Regions from separate parts of the Mus musculus genome. Here region 2 is linked to region 1. Evidence: chromatin loops called from intact Hi-C (ENCODE). Cell type or tissue: left cerebral cortex. All regions are shown on one strand. Each heading gives the region's core, and the rest is flanking DNA. Links, peaks and the distances in the headings are about the cores only.

What was found. A loop is a pair of places that touch in the nucleus more often than their neighbours do. Peaks named below come from ENCODE experiments on the same cell type or tissue, not always from the same donor. Only the 100,000 strongest peaks of a DNase experiment are listed, where the experiment ranks them.
Region 2: a loop joins it to region 1, with 1.9 times the contacts of the local background. A loop is called at or near these places in 1 of 42 quality-filtered maps.

What each region holds. Positions count from the first base shown.
Region 1 is chr11:86,934,955-86,942,871 of GRCm38, reverse strand. Ypel2 (yippee like 2) reads left to right here. Exons shown (of 5, transcript NM_001005341.3): 5 at 2,184-6,447. The coding sequence ends at 2,273. Among named protein-coding and RNA genes, the nearest start is that of Gm51915, 44 kb to the left of the region's middle. In left cerebral cortex, for the core only: no CTCF peak of the experiment used is centred there; a DNase peak (open chromatin) is centred at 3,143.
Region 2 is chr11:86,890,340-86,898,256 of GRCm38, reverse strand. No RefSeq gene overlaps it. Among named protein-coding and RNA genes, the nearest start is that of Gm33742, 26 kb to the right of the region's middle. In left cerebral cortex, for the core only: a CTCF peak has its summit at 3,892; DNase peaks (open chromatin) are centred at 3,882, 4,858 and 5,033; H3K4me3 peaks cover 552 bases; H3K27ac peaks cover 639 bases.

The sequences.
Region 1 (7,917 bases), core at 1,122-6,121:
TAGTTAAGTGAGCGGTTCCAGAGACTGACCCAGATTATTGACTTCCTGCTGGAGTTCAGAGCCACCATCACGGATGCCGGTGGGCAGGTGATCCACTTTGCATTTCTTCTATTTAATAAGAAAACCTCGTATCACAGGATGCTGGGAACTCACTATGTAGCCCAGGCTGTACTCCTTCCTCCTGCCTGTTTCCCAGTGCTGGGATTATAGGAATGCCCCTTGATACCGGAGGAAAACTCACCCTAGTATTCTTACTCTTCTTCATTTCTGCCCTAAACACAGGCACAACAGGTCTTATTCTCAAATTATAGCACAGACAGACAGACAGACAGACAGACAGAGTGCACAGGAAAATCTGCTGAATCCATAGCTGCTGAATCCATAGTACCGAGTGTTTGCACATTCTCTGGTCTCCTAGCTCCCCTCTTCCTCACTTTGTAGATTGATTCTTCACTCAACAAGACAACTTAAAGTCTGAACTCTTGTTCTAAAACACAAGAAATAGAAAGTTCTGAATAGAGGTGGTAGTTCACTAGTAATGCCCGCTGAGCAGTGGTAGCACAGGCCTCTAATCCTAGTACTTGGGAGGCAGAGGTAGGCCGACCTCTGCATTCCAGGACCACCAGAGACGCAAGAGTCTCTGTCTTGAAAACAAACAGAAAAAAAAAAGCTGTAGTTTGTATCATTATTATTTTGGAACAGTAGGATTTGGTTTCTTACTGATCTCAGAGGCTCTGCCAGAAGAGCCCCTTATCTACTGCTTGTGCCTCTGTCATTACCCACGTGACTTCCGGGAGAGGTGTTCTGGGATAATGTATAAATGCTCGTGTGCTTCCTCACTCTGCATGTGAGATAGTCCTTTGTCCTATATTGGGAAGAAAGGCCTTCTGTAGGGCTCGCTGAGAGGCTCCACGGGGGCGGGATGGTGGTGGAAGCAACCTGCCAGGGAGGTGGAGAGGGTGGGGTGGGAGGAGGTTCTGCAGCTCGGGGGTTCATGCAGTGTCTAGTACCCTGGAGCACAGTAGTGAAAGAAAAGCACTTGATTCACCTGAGGTGGAAACAGGGAGAACAGAAAGTAAGACCTGATTGGCCTTATAGTCTGGAGGTACTTGCTATCCTACTTATGTATAACAGGTGCAGCTTTTTGTTGTTGTTGTTGTTTTTGTTGTTTTTCCGAGACAGGGTTTCTCTGTGTAGCCCTGGTTGTCCTGGAACTCACTTTGTAGACCAGGCTGGCCTCGAACTCAGAAATCCTCCTGCCTCTGCCTCCCAAGTGCTGGGATTAAAGGCATGCGCCACCACCGCCAGCTAACAGGTGCATCTTAAGATGATAACCAGACTTCTAGAAACAAATGTCTGTAAGGCAGACTCCTAGTAAGCTTCAGAGATCCCAGTTCCCTCAAGAGCTCACATACATGTATGTGTGCAAATGAATGTCAGCTTAAGACAGGGATCACTATGTAGCTAGCCATAGCTTCCCTGGAGCTCACACAGACGCCTCTGCCTCTGCCTCTGCCTCCGGAGTGCTGGGATCAAAGGTGTGTACCACCTTGTCAGGGCTTTTTTTTTTTTTTTTTTAATTAAGAAGCCAAGAAACTTCACATAAAACCAAGGTTGTCTACTGCAATGCTCCCAAACTGGCTTCCAAGATCAGCAGCTGCCTTTCATCTGTTTCCTGAAGGCCTGTTATCTGACTTTCAGTCTTCCAGGAATGCAGAAGTTTGCAAAGCAAGAACATCTCTGCTTAAAGTTTTTATTGTGTTACAGGCAGCAGAAAGAAGTGACTACATATGGGCATTTGTGGGTATTGGAGAGGAAGGTGTACTGAGAATAGAGCTAAGGGAAGGCGTGGGGAAGAGAGGGCAGTGAGGTGCCTGCCGCAGGTGAGATTGGGATCCCAGGCTGAGTAGCTGGGAAAGAGCTTCCTGAGATGGTGACGTTTGAGCAAAAGTTTAAAAGAGGAATGATCCAAATAAATTCTGTCATGATACTGAGGAATCCCAGATGTCCCTCGGTTGTGCTGCTAACAGCAGGAACTCAGGACACTTGCGTGCTGGAGTGTTTGGGGCACCTGATGGCTGTCCAGGCGCCTGTCGTCAGCCACATCGCTGCTTCTGTGTCTCAGAAGTCATCTGTGCCTTTGGTCACTCTGTGTCTTTTTTTTCTCTTCCTCTGTTTTATAGGAACATGCTTTTGAAAGCAGTCAGAAATATAAAGAAGGCAAATACATCATTGAATTAGCACACATGATCAAGGACAATGGCTGGGACTGACCTGATAGCATCCATCCGGTCCAGCATCCATGTGAATGCCACCCAACTGAACATTCTACCCAAGCGTGAGAGAGTGACTGAACACACTCGGTTCCATCAACTTAGGGGCCTTGCCATCAGGGGTCATCCTCCCACCCTGACACCATCATTTTTGGTGACTGGCCTCTAAATCACTGTCTCTCTGTCTCTTTGCTTTGTATCTGTTTGTGAGTTGATCTTGGCTTCTCTGTTCTAGTGTTGGCTGAAAACAGTTACGAGCTGGAACGGACCCTTGGCTGCATGGTGGCAGCCCTACTTGAGGGGGGGTGGCCCTGCCCACATGAGAGCTGCCTGATGGCTGTCAGAACATCGGCATGTGAGCATGAGCAACAGAACAGGGGAACCTGGGAGTCCTAGGATTGGGGAAGGGGCAAGAGGGTGCAATATAACTGTACTGTTCTTGGAGACCTGCTAACTTAGGCTTGAAATAATTGACTCCTTCAAAAGGACAAAGAGAAAAAAAAATACCTCGTGGCTTTTGTTCTCTCTGATGATACACTCCTGCCCTAGCATCAGATGTGCCAGGACAGCGGATTAGCACAAGAAGCATCCTTGATTCTAGCTGACAGGGCAGGACCCTAGCATTCTGGACCTGGACTGGAGAAGGTCCTGCTAAAGAGAATGGGGGGTGGGGAGTGTGTGTGTGTGTGGGGGGGGGTAAAGCTCAGTGGGTTTTAGTGATTCTGCCCTCTTTCCCCCCCGCCCCCTCCTGGGCAATCACCTTCTTGGTCTTCTTAACTGATTTAGGTTGCAGGAAAAGATACAAGATGTGTGTGTCCCATTTAGCCCAAAGCACAGTAAAAATCGGTAATGGAGGAGAGCCAGGAGCTGGAGGCGTTGCTGTGGACCGGGAACTCCTGATAGCAAGCAGGAAATGTAAAAATGCAGAGGCAAGGTTCTGGGAGGAAGAGTTCAGATTGGAGCCAGTGAAGGCTTAGCACATCTTTCCTCATCCGATGATCAGTAGCTTCCATGGGACCAGCAATTCTTTGTGCACAACGTTTCTGAGTTTTGGGTTTTTTTTCCCCCCTCCAATTTTATCACCATAACCTGGAAACAAAGATCCAAGATTACACCTCCATTCTTAGCCCTGACTCTCCTATGTGGATAGACATCTTTTAACAGTGTGGTCCAGCAGTAGGGAGGGATTACAGATTCAATATTACTCCTTCACCCACCGCACGCACCCAAGCTTCCTTGAGTTAGGGTTGGGGAGGAAAGAAAAAATAATCCCTGTAAATCTCTTAAAATGAAAAAGAATTTATTGTGTGTAATCAACACTGTGAAGGCTGTGTTGCATCAATCCAGCTATTATGTGGATTTGAAATCCTGTTTGAATCCATTTCGTTTATTTCTTAGGCAGAAGATAATGTTAAAATATGGGCATATTAGGTACTTCTCAGAATCTTGTTCTCTAGCTAGGCTGGTCCTACAGGAAAATTCACCTCTGAAAAAAAAAAGCCCAAGAAGAGAAGGAGCAAGAGTGAGCTCATGGAGATAAGAGCCTGTTGCCTGGCTAACCAATGCTAAAGCATCCCTCCAGGAACATTTTCCAGTCCACATCCCCAGCAGAACCAAATTCCATCAGGGAGAAAGCCGTGGTGGACACGGCTTTGTCCTGATCTGGAAATGGACAAATTGAGACTTGCCAGGGCAATAGGAAGTCAGCCAGCTCAGTAGACTGCCTGTCTTCTGGGACACAAAAGGATTCCTAGAAACAGAATTTTGTTCCTCAAGTCTGCTTGTCCTGGGCCCTGGAAGACTAGCTCTGCCCCACCCCCACCCCCACCCCACTGCACAGCAAGGCCCACTGAGGGCCAGAAAAACTACCCGTGACTCCCAGGCTCAAGTGGTCAGTGACACACATTTCTCCAGTTTCACATTCCTAAGACTTGCCAGCTCCAAGCGTCATCCATTGTCCCCTCTTTATCCTGTTCGAAGATGTGGCCTTCATTAAAGATTTGATTAGACCCTTTGCTCAGGGAATACCTAGCTACATACACACTACAAGTCCTTTTTTTTTTTTTTTTTTTTAACTAGGGGGTGGGGATCAAACCTAGGTAGTTTCTTAAAAACTAAAGTTGGTGACTTGCAGAAACTGGATCTATGGTGCCCTGGGTGGAGAAAGGGGCAGGGTCCTTGAACTACAAGTTTGGGGGTGGGACCAAAACTCATCAGGCTTCCCTTTGTGACGGTGAAACCAAAAGTGCTTCTTATGACCATTCTTAGCTCCACTCACAGCTTGTCTACCTAACACTTAGCAGTATTAGCGAGTCCTCAGCCCAGCGGGCGGCAGAGGCTCCTGCACCCAAGGCCTCTCTGGTCAGTTTTTTTTTTTTTCCTCACCAAATGATTGACTCAGCATAACCAAAGACCTCACCCCTTCACTCCACATAGGTTCAGGGAAAGGGAAGTCCTTTGGGTGACCTTGGGCAGGGGTGGGCAAGGACAGAAGAGGAGAAAGGGAAGGCCTGAGGGTACCTCAGCCGCCAGCTACCTTCACTTTGAAGTCTAGCTGACCAGCTCTCGCTCCACCTGCCCTGTGCCACTGTGGATGATGGGGCTATTGTCACCCTGGAATCCATCCACCCACCCCCGCCCCACCTCCGCATCTCCCCCCAGGCTGCTGATGAGTAAATCAACATGAGTCAAGTATAGCCAAGCTTGATGCTTGCATGCTCGCAGCGGGACCTGGCTGAGTACCGACCACCCCAGCTCCTATGACAGATCATGTAGATAAAGTAAAGATCTCAGCTGGTGGATCAATGTGTACAAAAGAGGTGTCCCCTTTATAGTGGAGATTTCCAAGTATATACATATATATCTATACAGTCGCTTGTGAAATATACTTTTGTAAATAATATTTAATTTTTTTAAATAATATATTTGGTGCTGTATTCTCAGACCCCCCTGAGAGCACTTTTATTTTCAATTCTATAGCTTCCTCTGTGTTATATTTTAAGGGAAAGGATAATCAACAAGACACTTTTTTTTTTCCTTTAAGGATCTGTAACTATAAAATGGATTGAGGCTTTAAAACATTTTTGCAGTTTTCTGTTTGCATTTTTACCCAGCAGAACAGACTAGTAAATTACCAGGTTGTGAATTGATACTTTCTTGCCCAGTATTGGCTAGAAAAGAAACAAGCTTAGTAGTAACAACTTCAGAGTAATTACTGTAGTTGGGAGAACTTCCAAGAAATTGGAATAGACAGAGAGAGAGTGTGTGTGTGTTTCATTTTTCTGTTTCCTTTCCTACTGAGGACACTATGAACTACAGTTTACACCTTAGGCACAGAGTTTTCCCTCTGGTTTTCATGTGTGAGTGGACCAAGAGCCCAAAGCAAGATTTTCTTTCCCTGAGGGTGGAGCCGCGGCCAGTTCCTCTTCTGTGTGTTCAGCTTCTACAGCCAGTGAAGCAAATCTGTGAAGAGAGCCAGCGTGAAGTCTGCGCTTCTGAGACGGGAGCAGCTCAGCCGCGCTCACATCCCGGGGCTCTGGCTGTTCTAGAAGCCGTGTCATATTAGAAGTTAACAAGTTCAGGTTTAAAAGGATAGTAATAGCTTTTTTTTTTTTAAAGTCAGATTGCTTGGGGTTCAGGCAGAGGCTGGCAAATCAAATCTTGAACACACTTTTATATTAAAAAATCTGCCTCAATGGAAATACTAGTCCTATGACTGGGAAAGATTGTCTTTGAAATTGTGGTTGATTAATAAAATTACTATACAGTCATGAAATGTACCCGAAAGGCGTTGTCCTCCTGGAGTTAGATCTGTCCAGCGTCTTACAGTGGTTTGGTGAGAACAGGAGTCAACTTCCTTTTCCCAGCCTGCAAAGACTGTGTACCATGGATTTGTCTGTCTGTCTGTCTGTCTGTGTTTACAAACTGTATTTGTTGGGTTTGGAATTGCTTTTGTTGTTACTTTTTTCTTCTTTTTTTGTTCCTTTCTTGGGTGGGAATTTTTTCCCCAGGTCACTTTGCTTCAGTAACAAAGGCAATTGTTTTTGAATAATTTGTCTTCACCTCCTTCCGGTATTTGTACATAATGATTCAGTATTAGTAAGAAGTGCGTTATTTCTGTCATTGCTGATCTGTGTTGGTGCTCATTTGAGAAAATAAAGTTTTCAAATACTAACTCTTGGGAGAATGTCTGTTTTCTTTTGATGCTGTGTGTGTGTCTTCGTTTATATTATTGGGAAGCCTGCTCAAGGCCATCTGTCTAGCCCGGGGCACAGACCTGTTAGATGATACCATAAAGGATATTTCTCTTAAGGACACAAAGCCAGTTAATGAACGAATCTCAGGTCTCCTGATCATCTGCACATTTCTCCTGGCCTTTAGCTAGCAGAAGCCCAAAATGACCTCTACCCAGTTATCTCTGCCATGACCCATCTTCTAAGAGTCTAAAGCTTTTCTGATGACATCATTGTCTTTGGATATAAAATTGCATTAGGAAGGAGGCGTGCTGACATTGGGCGATAAATACATGTTATGATACATGAAGAAAAATCAAATCTTGTTCAAGTACTAAATGGAGAATACAAGCACTAACAAGTCTATCACTATAATAATCCAGCTGTTTATATTTTACAAGCATACAGTCTTGAATAATCAATCACTTAAGTACAGTAATATGCACTTATATGTACTGGTGCCTTTTTAAGAATATACATTAAAAAGCTGGGCATGGTGGCACACGCCTTTAATCCCAGCACTCGGGAGTCAGAGGTAGGCATATTTCTGAGTTCGAGGCCAGCCTGGTCTACAAAATGAGTTCCTGAACAGCCAGGGCTATACAGAGAAACCCTGTATTGAAACAAACAAATAAAAGAATATACATTATTCTAGAATCCTTAGTGTGGGCCAGGCGAGGCAGGGACTCTGCTGACCTAGATCCCCAGCACATGCTCTGCATTTTAAACTTCTTCAGAGGGCTGGGCACGATGGCACACACCTTTAGTCCCAGCACTCAGGAAGCAGAGGTAGGCAGATCTCTTGAGTTTAAGGCCTGCCTAGTCTATAAAGAGTTCCAGGACAGATAGTGTTATATAGAGAAATCCTGTTTTTAAACACACAAACAGATTCCCCCAAATCCCTCCTGCTTTCTTCCTGAGACTTGTCACCTATCGTCTGGGCCCAGCTGTGGTTGTCTTTTTTTTCTTGTCATTGGGCACATTATCTCCTTCCTGTGACCTGTTTTGCTTCAGTAGACTTTTCTATTACCATCTCACTCTTGTTTGCCTTCTGTGAACAGAGATGAGAAAAAAAATATGTGCAGCAGCCAGCCAGTCCTAGGCCAGGCAGCCAGAACCTCATTCTGATCTCTTGCTGCCTACGGCAGCCATGCAGGGGCTGAGGCTGGAAGGAGAGAGGGGGAGTGCCTGGGTCTCTGCCTGACCTGTGACTCCTGCCTGGGCCTCTGCCTGGCCTGTGACTCCTGGCTTTGCTTGCAGAACTTTGGGCACTCCCTACACCACCCTAGGCAATCACACCAGGAAAGCAATAACACGCTGATTGCCCTCATTTCTTTAAACCAATGGGTCAGCTAGCAACCCATGACAATTGACTCCATGAGTCCTTGATTCTTGGGTTGCTTTGGGGTTTT
Region 2 (7,917 bases), core at 1,082-6,081, 45 kb after region 1:
GAGGCAGGAGAGGAGAATCCCCGAGGCTTGCTGCGGCTTGCTGGCCAGTCTAAGCGAATCATCGAGCTCCTAGTTCAGCAAGAGACCCTGCCTTGGAAAATAAGGTAGAGAATGTTTGAGGAAGACATCTATCCGTGTAACATCAATGCCTGGCCGCCACACGCGCATGTCTGCACACATGGACTGCACTACATGTGGGGGTGGGGGTGGGAAGAACTTACACACACACACACACACACACACACAGACACACACACATTGTCAGATCCCCTTGTGAAGAGAAGGTAACAATCACACCAGCTCTTTTTGGGAAGCAGGCGCTAAAACCTTTCATGAAATTGCTTTCAATTTGGGAGGAAAAAAATCTAGACCAAAGATAGGGAAAGAAGACCCACGTACCCATTCTCACACTTAGACCTGGTTCTCAGTGATGATGGCTTCTGGGCTGAGCATTAATGGGATCTGATTAAAAGCTTTTGCAGAGATTTGCACCTTCTCTTCGAGAGTCTCCATCAATTTGGAAAAATGCATACAGAAGGAGTTTCCATTTACCACGTTCCCAAAAGAAATCATAAAAGAACTGCAAAACAGCCAAGTATACAGGGTGGGAAGGGGCCAGGTCCTGCCTGCATGAAGCTAAAGACACAGGAGTCTGCACGTGGGTGTGCACATTTGATGACTCTCCAGGAGATCCGGTGTCTAGCCAGGAGCTTTGGCTCCATGGGCAGGTTTACGAGTAGGCAGCAGGTGACAGAAAGGGTTCAGGAAAGCCTGGGAACAAGCATGAAATATTAGCACATTTGTAGGCAATTGCCTGGAATTTACAGCTTGCCACCTCCCAGACAAGTCCACTCCGTCCACTTGGAATGAACGCCCTTCCCCGCCTGTGTGTTCCATGCCCCTTAGCACGAGCTATGGGCTTATTCTAGAGCTCCCGTAGCTGGGATCATTCTTGCATTCTTGTTTCTTTTCTTTTTCTTTTTCTTTTTCTTCTTCTTCTTTTTTTTTTTAAATCCTGGAAATGGAAACTGAGGTCTCATGAATGAACAAGAGGGAAGCCATACCCTGAACTCCATGAGAAAGAGGAGAAAAAGCAACAGATGGGGGAGGCTTATGTATTCTTCAAGCTGCCCTCCAGCGTGTTAGCATCTTGAATGGCTACAGGACATTGAGCAGGCAGGAAATTGATTCTGGAATGATTCCCCCAGCCACCCACCCTAGCATTGTTCTCTTTATCTAAGCATTCTGTGCTGAGACAGGGTCTTGCTGAGTTGCCCAGGCTAAATGAGCTTGCATTTAGCACAGGCAACTCTTGAACTTAAGATCTCCTCGACTCAGTCTCTTGAGCATCTGGGATTACAGGCTGAAGACACCAGGCCTGGTTTACTATCTTTTTGTTTGTATACATCCAGTAGGGCACCCCCCCCCGTGTGTGTGTGTGTGTGTGTGTGTGTGTGTGTGTGTGTGTGTGTGTGTGTGTATCTCTCTGTTTTATTTTTAAAGACAAGTCTCACTGTGCAGCCCATGCGCTAAACTCATAGTTGTAACAATTGCCTCAGACACGGGAGTATAAGAGTCACCACATCTGGCTTCAATGATGAATATTCTTTTCTTTCTTTCATTTTTTATTATTTAAAAAATTACCCTTCAGGTCATGATGGTGCATGACCTTTTAATGCTTTAATTAATTCCTTTAGTCCCAGCACACTGGAGACAGATGCAGGAAGATTTTTTGTGAGTTTGACGGGCCAGCCTAGTCTACATAGTGAGTTCCAGGCCAGCTAGAGCTCCACAGCCAGACCCTGTCTCAAAACCATACATTTGTTTGTGTGTGTGTGTGTGCGCATGCGAGTGTGGAGTATGTCCCTGTGGAAGTCTGAGGACAACTTGTCGAGCCAGTTCACTGGTTCACTGGCCCTGATGTCTGATGCGGTATTTCTTTTTTATTTTGTTTTGTTTTGTGTGTTTATTCTTTTCCCAATGTGGCATGTCTTAATTGCCATTTCCCACATGTTTGGTGTGTGTTCTAGAATCTGTACTCCTTGAGCTAAGAACTGTTTTAGCAAAGGAAGTGTGATGTTCTGTTATTGGTGGTCTTTTCTCCTGGGTAGACTCAGAATGGGTCACATGTATCCCAGCTTGTCCTTTAGCTAGCTATATAGGCAAGGAAGTCCCGATCCTCCTGTCTGCCTGCACCTCATAAGATCTTGTGATATCCAGTGCCCTGCCTTAGTATGAACCTTAGTATTCACTTTTTGGAGATAGATTCTTGCTTATAGCCTAGGTTTGCTTGAAAGTCTCTATGTAGCCCAGGCTGGTCCTCAAACTCCCTTCTGCCTTAGCCTCCCTAGTGCTGGGATTACAAGTGTGTACCACCATGCTGAGGCTCCAAGGAGGTCTGCTCAGCATAAAGGCTGCCTTTTTCTGAGGCATGCCTGCACCGTGTGGTTTCAAGTGTCCATTGAGGGAGAGCTGAAGCTGCTTCTGGGACTTCATAGTTTCAGAGTCGCAGACTCCGCCTGCTGGGAGTCCTGGACTTGCTTCTTTTTTTTTTTTTTTTTTTTTTTTTTTAACCAGTAAGCTTTGAATCAGGAGTTGTTTTCTAGGGAAATTTCCCTTCTGAGGCCAGAGCCTTCAAGCCAATGCTACCTTATAATAAGGCCTTTCTTTGCTTTGATCACTGACCTGTCCCCTAAATTAGTTGAAGTCTGAGAACACGGTTTTGTTACGGGGGCAGTTGTTTGAGCCTGTGTTTAAATTCTAGGAATACATTTGGTTTTACTAATGTCATTTGAGAGGACTGGTGAGTTATTTTGGGTGTGCATGGCCCGGCCCTGTAATGCTAGGCCACTCTTGATAAGAGGCACGATTGTACCAGCTAGTTCCCTAAAAAGGCTTGCATTCCATTCAGCATGGAGCGCTGAGGCTGCAGACTCCCGCTATCTGGACTATAGGCTCTCACGTTTCTCCCAAGTGGATAGGTAGCTGGAGGCAGAAAGAAAGCTTGTTTTTCTTTACCCGTGTCCCATAAGCCCACTCTACCACGTGCAAAGATTCTCCCCCTAGTTTCACACTAGAAACTAGGAAAAATCAAATTAGTCCCCCAACTCCCTACCCCAGAGACAGGCTATCATGTAGCCCAAGCTGACCTTGAATTTGCTGCATAGCCAACTATGTAGATGAGGCTGGCTTTGAACTTCTAACCTCCTACCTCCACCTCCCTAGGGATGATTCCAGACCTATGTCACCATGCCTGGCTCAAGTTAATAGTACTTTAGTTATACCAAGTAGACGTCCATTAATACTTTGAAACCAGAGGACAGACATATACTCGGCTGGCACTAGTGAAGCCATACCCACACTGGAATGGGTTCCCAGCACAGAACCAACAGGAGGGCAGGCCAATGTCTGGGCTTCGGATGGCTTGCCTTTAAGATCGAGGTGTCGTGTGGCATTCATTTAAGCTCAGCCCTTGGAGGCAGAAGCAATGAGATCCGTCATTTAAGGTCATTCCTGATCACAGAGGGAGTCTGAGGCCAGCCTGGGCTACATGAGATGCTATCTCAAAGAAACAAAAAACAAAACTAGAGAGAGGGAAAAAAACATTAAAATAAAAGTTAAAATCTAGATGTCAGGGTGAAAATATTCTATTGGGCCTAAGGTCTGCCGTAGAATCTTCTACCAGAGGAAGCAGACACCCGCGTGCCCCAGCTGGCTGCCAGACAGCACGGTGTCACGGGGAGTCTTGGCTGACTCACTTTTCGCTGGTCTCAGCCCAAATGCCTGCCCTGATATGGTTCTAGGTTATCCCTTCCTAGAAAATTCGGTGCCTCACTTTGGCCCATCCGTTGTGGAAAGACCTGGAAAGACGTGCCCTGTGCTGCCACCTAACGGCTGCTCCCAGTCAAGGCAGGGCTTCTCCCGCTGTTCTCGGCGGCACTGTACAGCCCCTCTCTGCCCATCCTACCTGCTTTGAGAGGCTCGCAAAGGGAGGAGCGCTCTTCCAGGTGCGCTCATTTCAGGGCACCAGGGCTGTGACTAAGACTGGCAAGTCGTCTTAAACTTCGCCACGTCCCGGTTGTTATTTCCTGTCTGTTCCCCCGCCGTGATTAACGGTAAAACTCTGAAGGCAGAGGGGGACCAACGTGCTTGTTTACTGAGAGAGGAAGGAAGCGGGGGGAGCTGGGAAGAAGGTACCCTAGGTTTAAGGGAAATAACAGCCTGGCAATGAGGTGGGCGGATGGAGCTGATGGGAAGGGAGGCTTGTTAGAAAAAGGAAAGAGCAGGTGCCAGTCAGATAGCTCTGCCAGCCTTTCCAGTTTTATCCTTTTAAATAATGATTTGTTTATTTGAGACAGGGTCTCACGCAGCGCAATCAAGCCTTTGTGCCTTGACTCCTCCTCCTCCTCCTCCTCCTCCTCCTCCTCCTCCTCCTCCTCCTCCTCCTCCTCCTCCTCCAAGACAGGGCCTCACTATGTAGCTCTAGAACTCCACTATGTAAACCAGGCTGGCCTGGAAGTCACAGAGATTCTCCTGCCTCGGTGCCCAGCTGCTGAGATTACAGGAATGTGCCACCATACCTGTGTGCACATCTGTTTTCAAGCAGGGAGATGAGACACAGTAGCGTTACCAGCTAGTGCTGGAGGTTAGGGGCCTCGGTAGCACATGACACCCCACCACAGTACAGGATCTTAAGTACAAATGGCTACGGAAAGGCTAGGCATACAGGATACCTGCCTGGGAACAGAAAGGATCAGGATGGAAGGAGCGGTGGATGCTGTGGTGGAGGAGGACACACGGCTCAGCTAAGGAGGCAACAGCTGCGGAGCCATGGGTGGTTATGAGTTTAACGACACCGCGCACCTGCATTACCAGATCTTTCAGTTTCTAAAGAGCTGGGAGTCTGGGTTCTTCCGTGAAGTCTCTTTCTTTTGAAGTGTTGGCAGCTAATGTAGCTTAAAAAGAAAGAAAGGAAAAAAAAAAGAGGCAGCATTCTGTGGGCCAAATAAAACATGTCAGTGAGGCATATTTAGCTCCAAGGCCGACTCCACAAACTTGGATCAAGGGCTATTTGTGTTCTGGAATCGTGACACACTAACAAGACCCTTTCAAGGCATGTGGTCTCAGGCAAGCAAATGCTAGATAACGGGGACGAATGTGTGAAGTGCCTTGGCTCAGACTTATTAGCTGGGATGGTCAGACCTAGATGTCTACAGAGAGCTACTTTGTTAATATGTCACACGCTGCTTAAAAAAAAAAAAAAAAAAAAAAAAACATTGAATGTATTCATCCACTAACCTCAGAAGCAGTTATTGGCTAGACCCAGCAATATAGACCTGTAACCCCAGCTCTTCAGGAGGCTGAGGCAGGAGGATGTCAGGTTTGAGGCCTTCCTGGGCAGCTTAGTGACACCTTGTCTCAAAATAAGAAGTAAAAAGAAGTTTGGGGACATAATTCTGTGTTAGAGAACTTGCTGACTAATGCAACCTACTTGTCTGTCTGTCTGTCTTTTTCCCTATGGGTAGCCTTGGCTGTCCTAGAACTTGCTTTGTAGACCAGGCTGGCTTCAAACTCAGAGATCCACCTGCCTCTGCCTCCTCCTGCATGCTGGGGTTAATGGTGTGAAGCCCCACACCTGGTGCTACAACCTCCTGTGGGCTGCCATTGTCTAGTTCAAGAGACTTAACACTAGCTGACTGAAGTCACTAAAATCCCCAGCGGTGGCACGAGTCTGCCCTAGCTGCCTAGGCTAGTCTGTCCAGGCTGTCTGAATATGAACTTGGTTTAAGATAATTTTCACAAAGGGAACTATTTCCACTGAATATTGACTCTTTGACCAAGACTGCGTTATTTTAAAAGAGTGATTCCTACCCCCCCACTCTCTCTAGCAGAGCAAATGCATATGTGTTAGGGTTTATTAAGGATAAGAGAGGAAGAATTGTGGCAGATGGGAGCGTCACTGAGGAAGGAGTAACCCACTGCTCTGTTCTGATGGGATTAGAGACAGCCACTGAGAGACAAGAGGACCTTAGCACACGTGTTTGTTCCTGAAGTCCCCTGGACTTGCTACTCGGCCTTCAAAAATATAATCTTAAGAGAGTCAAATAGTGCCAGGTATGGTGGTTCACGCCTTTAATCTCATCACTCGGGAGGCAGAGGCAGGCAGATTTCTGAGTTCAGCGGATTTTGAGGCTAGCCTGGTCTACAAAGTGAGTTCCAGGACAGCTAGGGCTACAGAGAAACCCTGTCTCGAATAGAGTAGCACTTTTTTTCTTTTTAGTTTTAATTTCATTTTATTTTTTAAATTAAACCTGTTGCTATATTTTTTTCTTTCCCATTTAAAAAAGATTTATTTCTTCATTGTGTGTGTGTGTGTGTGTGTGTGTGTGTGTGTGTGTGTGTGTGTGCATGTATGGGCACCAATGCATGTAGGTACCCATGAAGGCCAGAAGAGGGCATTGGATCCTTGGAAACAAGAGTTACAGGCAGTTATGAGCTGACTAAGGTTGACCCTGAGAACTGAACTCAGGTCCATCTGTAAGAGCAGTAGGTGTTCGTAACTGCTGAGCCATCTCTCCAGGCCTTTCAGACGTTACTTTTTTAAAAGCATCATGGAAGATACTTGGGCATCTTCAGGAAGAGCCTGGTTACTAAGAGATCCTTATAGCCATCTTATTTTTGAGAGACCTTTCTGCAGGTAAAAGACCAAGCATACCAGTTTTGCATAGAAGACATGGGCAAAGCATCTGCTGGTGGCCCTGGAAAGAGTTTCCCAATAAGCTTGACCTCTTGGCCGTGTCTTTTTCTATTTTGATTAGGACATGCACCTAACACCTAAATAGTTCAGCGATTGTCTTGTGACCATGAAAACATAGCTACAAACTAATCATGGTGGAGTGTTGAAAGACCCCCCAGGTGGGCAGTCAATCAATCTGAGGAGACCCTCCCAAGGATCAGCGAGTCCACGATTCGGATGTAAACAGCAAGAGGCTTTATTGGGAACACGGGTACCCGGGCGACTCAGTCTATCGGAGGACTGGCGCGCCGAGTGTGGAGTTTTTACCCTTTTTATAGGGCTAGGGCTGGGGAGCAAAAAGCGTGGTTACAGAAGCGAGAAGCGAGCTGGTTGGTTAGTTCGAATAAGGTTTGGGGTACTTCCCGGTCATTTGGGGAAACTGAGGTGGGACTTTTTAGATCTAAACAATGTCTATTTTCAAGAAATGGGTAGGGGAGGGGTACAAGGAAAGAGTCTAATGAAGGTTCAGCAATGGGCACATATCTGGTCAGAACATTGGCAGACACACAGGTTCAAGGAGTGACCAGAGCATTGTGCACCTCTATTTTTCTAAATCAGTGAAGCTAGTTCTGCTAACACTGACGTCTATCGGGGCTTCTGTGTCTGTTGCTGGTTCCGCTTTATCTGAGAACCATCTGTTCTTGGCCCTGAGCCGGGGCCCAGGTGCTTGACCACCGATATCCTGTTCGGCCCCTGTCCCAGTGCTATTCAGCCTTGATCTTTAACTGTTAATCTATAACTGAACTTCCTTGTAACTTTTGAGAACCCAGCTCTGGTACTTTTTCATGCCTTGCGAAATGGCGTTACTGCAGCTAGCTTGCTAAGCCTTATGGTGGGGTCTTTCATTCCCCCCTCTTTCTGGAAACTGAATAAAATCTTTTATTCACGTGATTCCACTTCTTCTGGACCTATTGATTTGAGTTGGTGATACTGTTGGGTCAGAACCAGGGCCTGCACCACCGAAATTCTGTCTTTTACAAACTGGACCAAGCGGTTGAGAATACAGGGTCCGAAGAGTAGGATTAATAAGAGTATTATCAAGGGGCCCATAATGGTGGATACCAAGGTCGTGAACCATGGGGACCTGTTAAACAGTCCCTCAAACCACCCTTGTCCTGATT